Regions from separate parts of the Homo sapiens genome. Here region 2 is linked to region 1. A link is a contact called in ENCODE Hi-C or POLR2A ChIA-PET data. All regions are on one chromosome and are shown on one strand. The core of a region is the stretch at or near the end of the contact, and the rest is flanking DNA. Distances in the headings are between cores, read along the strand shown.

What was found. Hi-C counts contacts between places; a loop is a spot of excess contacts on that map. ChIA-PET counts read pairs that join two places held with the same protein, here RNA polymerase II (POLR2A). Pooled maps may share reads with other maps.
Region 2: a loop to region 1 is called in a pooled map, with 2.4 times the contacts of the local background. The contact joins two enhancer-like sites. A Hi-C loop is called at or near these places in 1 of 168 maps with a recorded cell type or tissue (CD8-positive, alpha-beta T cell) and 2 of 50 pooled maps. POLR2A ChIA-PET finds 5 or more read pairs at or near these places in 2 of 52 experiments (GM12878 and activated CD8-positive, alpha-beta memory T cell).

The regions. Positions count from the first base shown.
Region 1 is chr14:88,491,243-88,494,246 of GRCh38, reverse strand. The region is part of intron 10 of PTPN21 (protein tyrosine phosphatase non-receptor type 21); the gene reads left to right. Among named protein-coding and RNA genes, the nearest start is that of PTPN21, 62 kb to the left of the region's middle. RefSeq lists an enhancer at 1,615-1,804. Within about 2 kb of position 1,611, at least 5 of the 41 ENCODE cell types and tissues checked have a DNase peak (open chromatin) inside an H3K27ac peak, as active enhancers do.
Region 2 is chr14:88,612,028-88,615,031 of GRCh38, reverse strand. It overlaps ZC3H14 (zinc finger CCCH-type containing 14), which reads right to left. Exons shown (of 17, transcript NM_024824.5): 17 at 1-3,004. It overlaps EML5 (EMAP like 5), which reads left to right. Exons shown (of 44, transcript NM_183387.3): 44 at 1-2,601. Among named protein-coding and RNA genes, the nearest start is that of ZC3H14, 50 kb to the right of the region's middle. Within about 2 kb of position 1,396, at least 6 of the 41 ENCODE cell types and tissues checked have a DNase peak (open chromatin) inside an H3K27ac peak, as active enhancers do.

The DNA.
Region 1 (3,004 bases), core at 362-2,861:
AGGGGATGCTGTCCTTGCTCTTTTCCCAGGTCTCCACCTGCCTTGCTCCCTCATTGCAGCCTGCTGTCTGGTCAGATATGACCCTCTTCAGAGGCTGTCCCTGATTGTCCTATGGTACCCCCCTTCCACTATGATCTGTCTCTTTACCCTCTAACTTTGTTTTGTTCTTTATAGCACTTAGCACCATGTGAATTTCTATATTTGTTTGTTTGTTTGTTTGCCTGTATCCCCTGCCAGCAGGTTAGCTCTAGAGCAGTGCTTGAGGACAGACACTCTTCCCTGCCTTCAGTGCTATATTCCCCATGCCAAGCAAGGGCCTGGCTCACTGTCGGCCTTAATGAATTTGTTCAGCTAATCTATAGATACAGGTGTTAAGAGCTCTGATTCAAGATGTCTTGGTGCTGTAAGATCCCTTAGGAAAATGGTACGTCACCCAGAACTGCCAAGATAGGAAAGGCTACCCAGCCAAGTGACATCTAAGCTGAGACCCGAAATGTTGCACTCAATTCCCACAACCTTTCTTTAAGCTGTCCTCTTGTCCCTGGTCCATGTCTGGAGGCACCTCCTGGAGCTCCCTCCCACTTGGCCCCCCACGCCCTATCTCATCTGTATGCAGTCAGTCTTCTGGATAGATAAGCAAAATATGTAGCACTGCTCTTGAAGTTACATGTCAGGAACAAATCTGAGCATGTGCCTCTCACCCGCCCCGTCCTGGGTACAGGATTAAGGGCAGACTCCTGAGGTCCTTCTCTGGACTTAGCTGCCCCAGCCCAGTTGGCCTTGGAGTCTGACTCCAGGAAGGCATCTTTCCTTATCATGTGAATGCCCCCAGCCCAGGCCTTTGCTAAAATGCCCTTCCTTCCCTTCTCTGACAGACTCTTAGTCATTCTTCAAGATTGAGTTTAAAATACAGCCCCCATAGACACCACCAAACATTCAGTTTGCTTAGTCCTTGACACCACTCTGAAAGTTGTTTTTTCTACCTCTTTTATAACAATGACCTGAATAATTCATAACAATAATTTAGTAAATGCTTGCTCTGTGTCAAGCATTATACTGAGAGCTTTTATTTTCTTTAATCCTTACAGTAACCCTGTTGGGCACAATTATTACTATCCCATTATTGATGAAGGTATGGAGACTTACAGAAGTGAAATGTCTTGCCCTGCCACACAACTAGTAAGTGGAGCAGCAAGACTCGAGCCTGTGCTCTTAGCCGCTGTGCTAGCCTGTTAGAGTAGTTCCTGCCTGCTTTTTTCATATTGACAGATATCAACTGACAGATCATTTTCATTTGATCTGTCTCTCTTGTTTGATGAAGCTCCATGAGGGCAGGGTCTCCTCTTCCTCATCTTCGTGTCCCCTGTCTGGCAAGGTGCCCGGTGCATAAGGGCTTAGTGAACAATGGGAGCCGGAGTGTGGCAGTGATGGGAGTCACAGGGGAGAAGAGCACTTTTGCTCCTTTGTCTCTTCCTTTTATTACAGATTGTAAATGAGGCATGGGGTGGAGGCAAAGTCTAACAAGGGCATTTTGTCCCTTAGCACCAGGAAGGAAGGAGAAAGGCTGTGGAAGTGCCTTCTGTCTTGCAGGGTGTGAGAGAAACTCTGGGCAGGAGCAGCAGTGTAAAGATAACATGCGGGGATGCCCACCCGGACGGGGAGCTGGCCAGTGGTTTGCATGTATGGCCCAGTCCCTGTCTCTTCTCTGCCTTCCCCTGCACCATGTTTGCATCCGAGTCCCCATCGCTGGTCTGGTGATGGGATTTTCGTAAGCACTGACAGGGAGGAGGAACCTGCTTTCTTTGTAAATATGGGAAGCGGTTTCTGCTAGGGGCCTGGGTGTATTTGCATATGAAAGTGTTCCCCCTGGTGGTGATATTCAGTAGTGCTACTTGCCTTTGGGGTTCCCTGGGGCTGGCCTGGTTATCCAGCCATATGTGGCATGATTTCTATGCAGAAGTAAGTTCTAAGATTCAAGCAGTAGATAATGCAGTCTGTTGGACCACAGCATTTTCATTTTAAAGACTTTAATAAGTTAAGAGTGTTCATAATATTGAGCCATTATTACCTCAGTTTGTTTCTTCTCTGGAAAATAGTGGAGAGTCTACATTTTGAATAAACCATAAAACATAATCCCTTTCCATGAGGCATCCATATTGGTTGGTGGTTAGTGCCTGTTTTTTGTTTGTTTGTTTGTTTTGTTTTGTGTTTTTTTTTTTGCAAATTAACAACTTGTAATAAGTAAAAGAGGGAAGAGGGAAAAGCAACAAATGATTGATTATGGTGAATGAGTCTTAGAAATTCAGCTCTAGTTTTTGGAATATTGCTATTTATTGGCAAGTGTGAACAAAACTACATTAATGTCATCAGTTGCATATGCTATACCTAAATAAGGAACACCTGAATCTTTTTAAAATGGAATAGTTATGTTTAAAGGGCTGTTTTCCAAAGTTTGCTTTCAATCTCTATATATCCAATAGATTGTGGCAGTCGATTTCCATGAGCTATTCCTATGTAATTACTTATGATTCATTCTGTAGGGAACTAATATATTTCATTGTGAGCGTTTGTTTCCCACATAAAGTAAATGAAGCTTTTAATATTAGCTTTTAAAATTTTGCTTGATAATAAAATGAAAAGAACTTTAATTGTTATGGCCATGTTTTAAAGGCTCTCAATATAGACTGTTTAGTCATGTTCCAATATTATGATTCTGAAGTATTGGTAGACTTGTTGTCATGGGCCAGATGGGTAAACTAAAGCGTGATAGGCATTTAACAAAACTGCCCCTGGCCTGGAACTGGACGGTGGCTTCTGGACATCTGCTTTGGGCTGGGGTGACTGGTGGCCCAGGAGATAGACTCGACTTGCACAGAAAGGGGAACTGTAATCCCAGGGTGTCCCCTTTACCCCCAGTCCTGATCTATTGTAGTTTATTGCTGCTTGGGATGGCCTTATGTGACTCATCTAATCTTGACCCAGATAACTATATTTTAGTATTTAT
Region 2 (3,004 bases), core at 147-2,646, 120 kb before region 1:
GGGTTTTAGGGAGCAACAGTATTTAACTGGAAGAAAGAATTGCATATTTAATGTAGTCTAATATATACACATTTGTTTAACATGTAAACAAAAGTGTTAAATTCACATATACAACATTATACAATTTAATCACTCTTGGAATAAAATTTTTATAGCCTTTTTTCTATTGGGAAAATTTGTTTAGATGTGTGCCACTCCATAGGTTTATTTCCAAAATGAATGAGCCCAACTCCATTTGTAAAAACTTGTCAGTTAGAATTCCTTTTTTTAGTGGATTAGGGCTGAATTCTTAGATCCTTATTTCTTTTCACTTTAAATGCTGCCAAAGATCACTACTCATCATTCAGGAATTCGCTGTCTAGCCTATCTGTAGTTTCCTGAAGATTGAAAATTATGTAGACTGCTATTTAAAAATATATTTTTCTAAGTGTGAGGTTTAAGATGCTGTATTGACCCTATGAGTTTTTAATGTGTTAATTATCTTTATAGCATAATAGATCGCTTTAGGTTCCTGGAATCCCATTTGGTCTGACAGGATATATGAAGATTCTTAATACCTATTTTCTGTGTCTAATACTTGGTTAATACTAAAAATAGAAATGACTAAATTACATCACAGAAAGCATAACCAGTGATTGAACCTGGTAGTTTTAAAGCTCTAAATAGCTGTGGCTGAAGGACTGATTATGGGGCTAAGAAGCTTGAAACGTAAGTTGGTACTTGTTCATCAGTGGATTCTCCTAAATTAAGCCAAATTTTGAAATACATGACTATTAAGTTTCTACTCATGTATTTACAGTCAGTCAATAAATTAAAGGAGGAAAAAAATCCCTGAACAACCTGCCCATAAAAAGAAAAATACTCTACATTTGAGCCTGCTGCAGTTTTAAATTTTCCCTCTGGGTCAAGTTTGCCAGCTTTTGGCTACAGAGAAATTATATTTCCATTACAGTGCAGGTAGAAACTCTGTAACCTTAAGCATGTAAACTACATAGAATAAAACTGTTTCCACTGCATTTCTGTCCTTCAAAGTGGCCAACCTGATTAAGTCAGCCTTAATCACTGCTGCTGTCAGTTTCACGACTAAAGGTCATATTGACTAAGTAGTCATCAGCTGACCACCTCGCTGTATCAGCCAGCAACGAGGGGAAGGTGAAGAAACATGATAGGCCATATAGAATCTGCCCTATGTTTACTTTTTTAACCCAGATAATTATTTTTGTGTGCAGTATCTAAGCTCCTGATTGTGTAACCTGGGACTTCTGGCACCTTTTGTTCCATTCATTTTATGTATAAAATGCATGCCAAAGCACACTGTGCCCTCTGGTACCCTTGCTTCCAATCGCCAACCATGCTCATTTCCTTCCTTTTTTTGTGGTCCCTTTTTGTGGTGATCATTTTAAACCACGTCATCCAACAAATGTTTTATGGTCAACCTTAGCTTGTTCATAAGCCATAGCAACTGAAAGATTAAACTCTTAAATATGTGTCTGGGCAGTGGCTATTAAATAGCAAAAAACAATCAGATTTTAGTATTTTATTATTTCCTTGTAAAATGGCTGAACTAAATTAAACCCTTGTTTCCCATTTGTTCTATAATTTATAGTGAAACTGAGAACAAAACTATCTTTATAAATGATAGCTAAAAGTATTTCCAGATATTTAAACAATTTAAAATAAATTTCTTCTGCAGAGATGCAAAGCATCTCAACACTGGAATGAACAAATGCCTTAAATTCAATGGAGTAAACCTTTAGAATGAAGAGGAACTGTCATTTCACCCAAGCCGAAGACAACAGCCTTATGCACTTGTGTGCTCTGTCTTTGCTGCTTCTCGTGTTTCAAGCCTTTCCTGTGGGATCAGCACAGCAAAGTGCAACTTACCAAATGGTTTAATGACTGGTTAATTCTTTCTTCTCCCAATGGAAAAGCAATGGCAACACAACAGTAGACTGCTGGCTTGACAATCTTAAACGTGAGCCTTTGCACATGTAGGTTTATCATCATTTGAGTATACGACTAAGCAAGTCAATGAACTTTTTTTTTTTTTTTAGCAGTTTAATTTGGTCCTGAGAATGTTGCAGTCTTTATTACCCCTTTTGCATTAATCCACTTTTCTAACCACCTTTTAAGCTTTAATTTTTAACACTATACACCAAGTCTTTGAAATCAGTGATCTGTTATTTAACTCTAAAGCATTTGACACTTCTTGCCTTAACAGTTTTAAAAACCACACACAAAAAAACTCTGTAAGTAATACAGTAGGCCAAAAGTTTCATCCTATCTATCTTGCAGTTTACCTATCTGATCTGATCTCTGTAATTATAGTTCTGTCATTTAAAATATACTATTTAAATCTAATTTTTACATTTCAAAAATTATCTTCAGTAGTAACTAAGTATATTTTCTGTGGATTCTGAGAATGTTATTTTTCAGAATGTGAGAATATATATGTACATTTATAATCTTGTGACTTTAAAGTCTGTTTTCAGATACAGTATGTAAATACTTGTAAAAAAATTTGTATAATTTTGTGATAATGTAGTTTCCCAAAAAAATTATTTAGAAGGCATTATGTTATTAGTAAATGAGAGCACTGTATAGAACTGTTCCTATTTTCTGCACTTGCCATTCCAGCTGCCTCCACTGTCCATACCCACCTCATTCATCCTGTCACAGAAGGCAGGAAAACTGGGAACTTTACCAAAGTAGCACTCAGCCTGAGAGGCCTGTATAATCATGCTTTTCAAACTAAATTCACTTAAAAATTAAAAAGCAGAATTGAATATTTTAAGCAGCCTCAGTACCTTTGGCCAATGCTGTTTTCATGGTGGATTATGAACATTATATAATCTTTGGGAAAAGTGAAAGTAGTACAATTTTTAGAATAATGACAACTGCCTCACTGCATCTCTCCACTCACACAGCAACCGTGTAGCCCCCTAAGCTGCAGTACCATGACTAACCATGATGTCAATTTCATATGCTGATCCTCACAACAGCA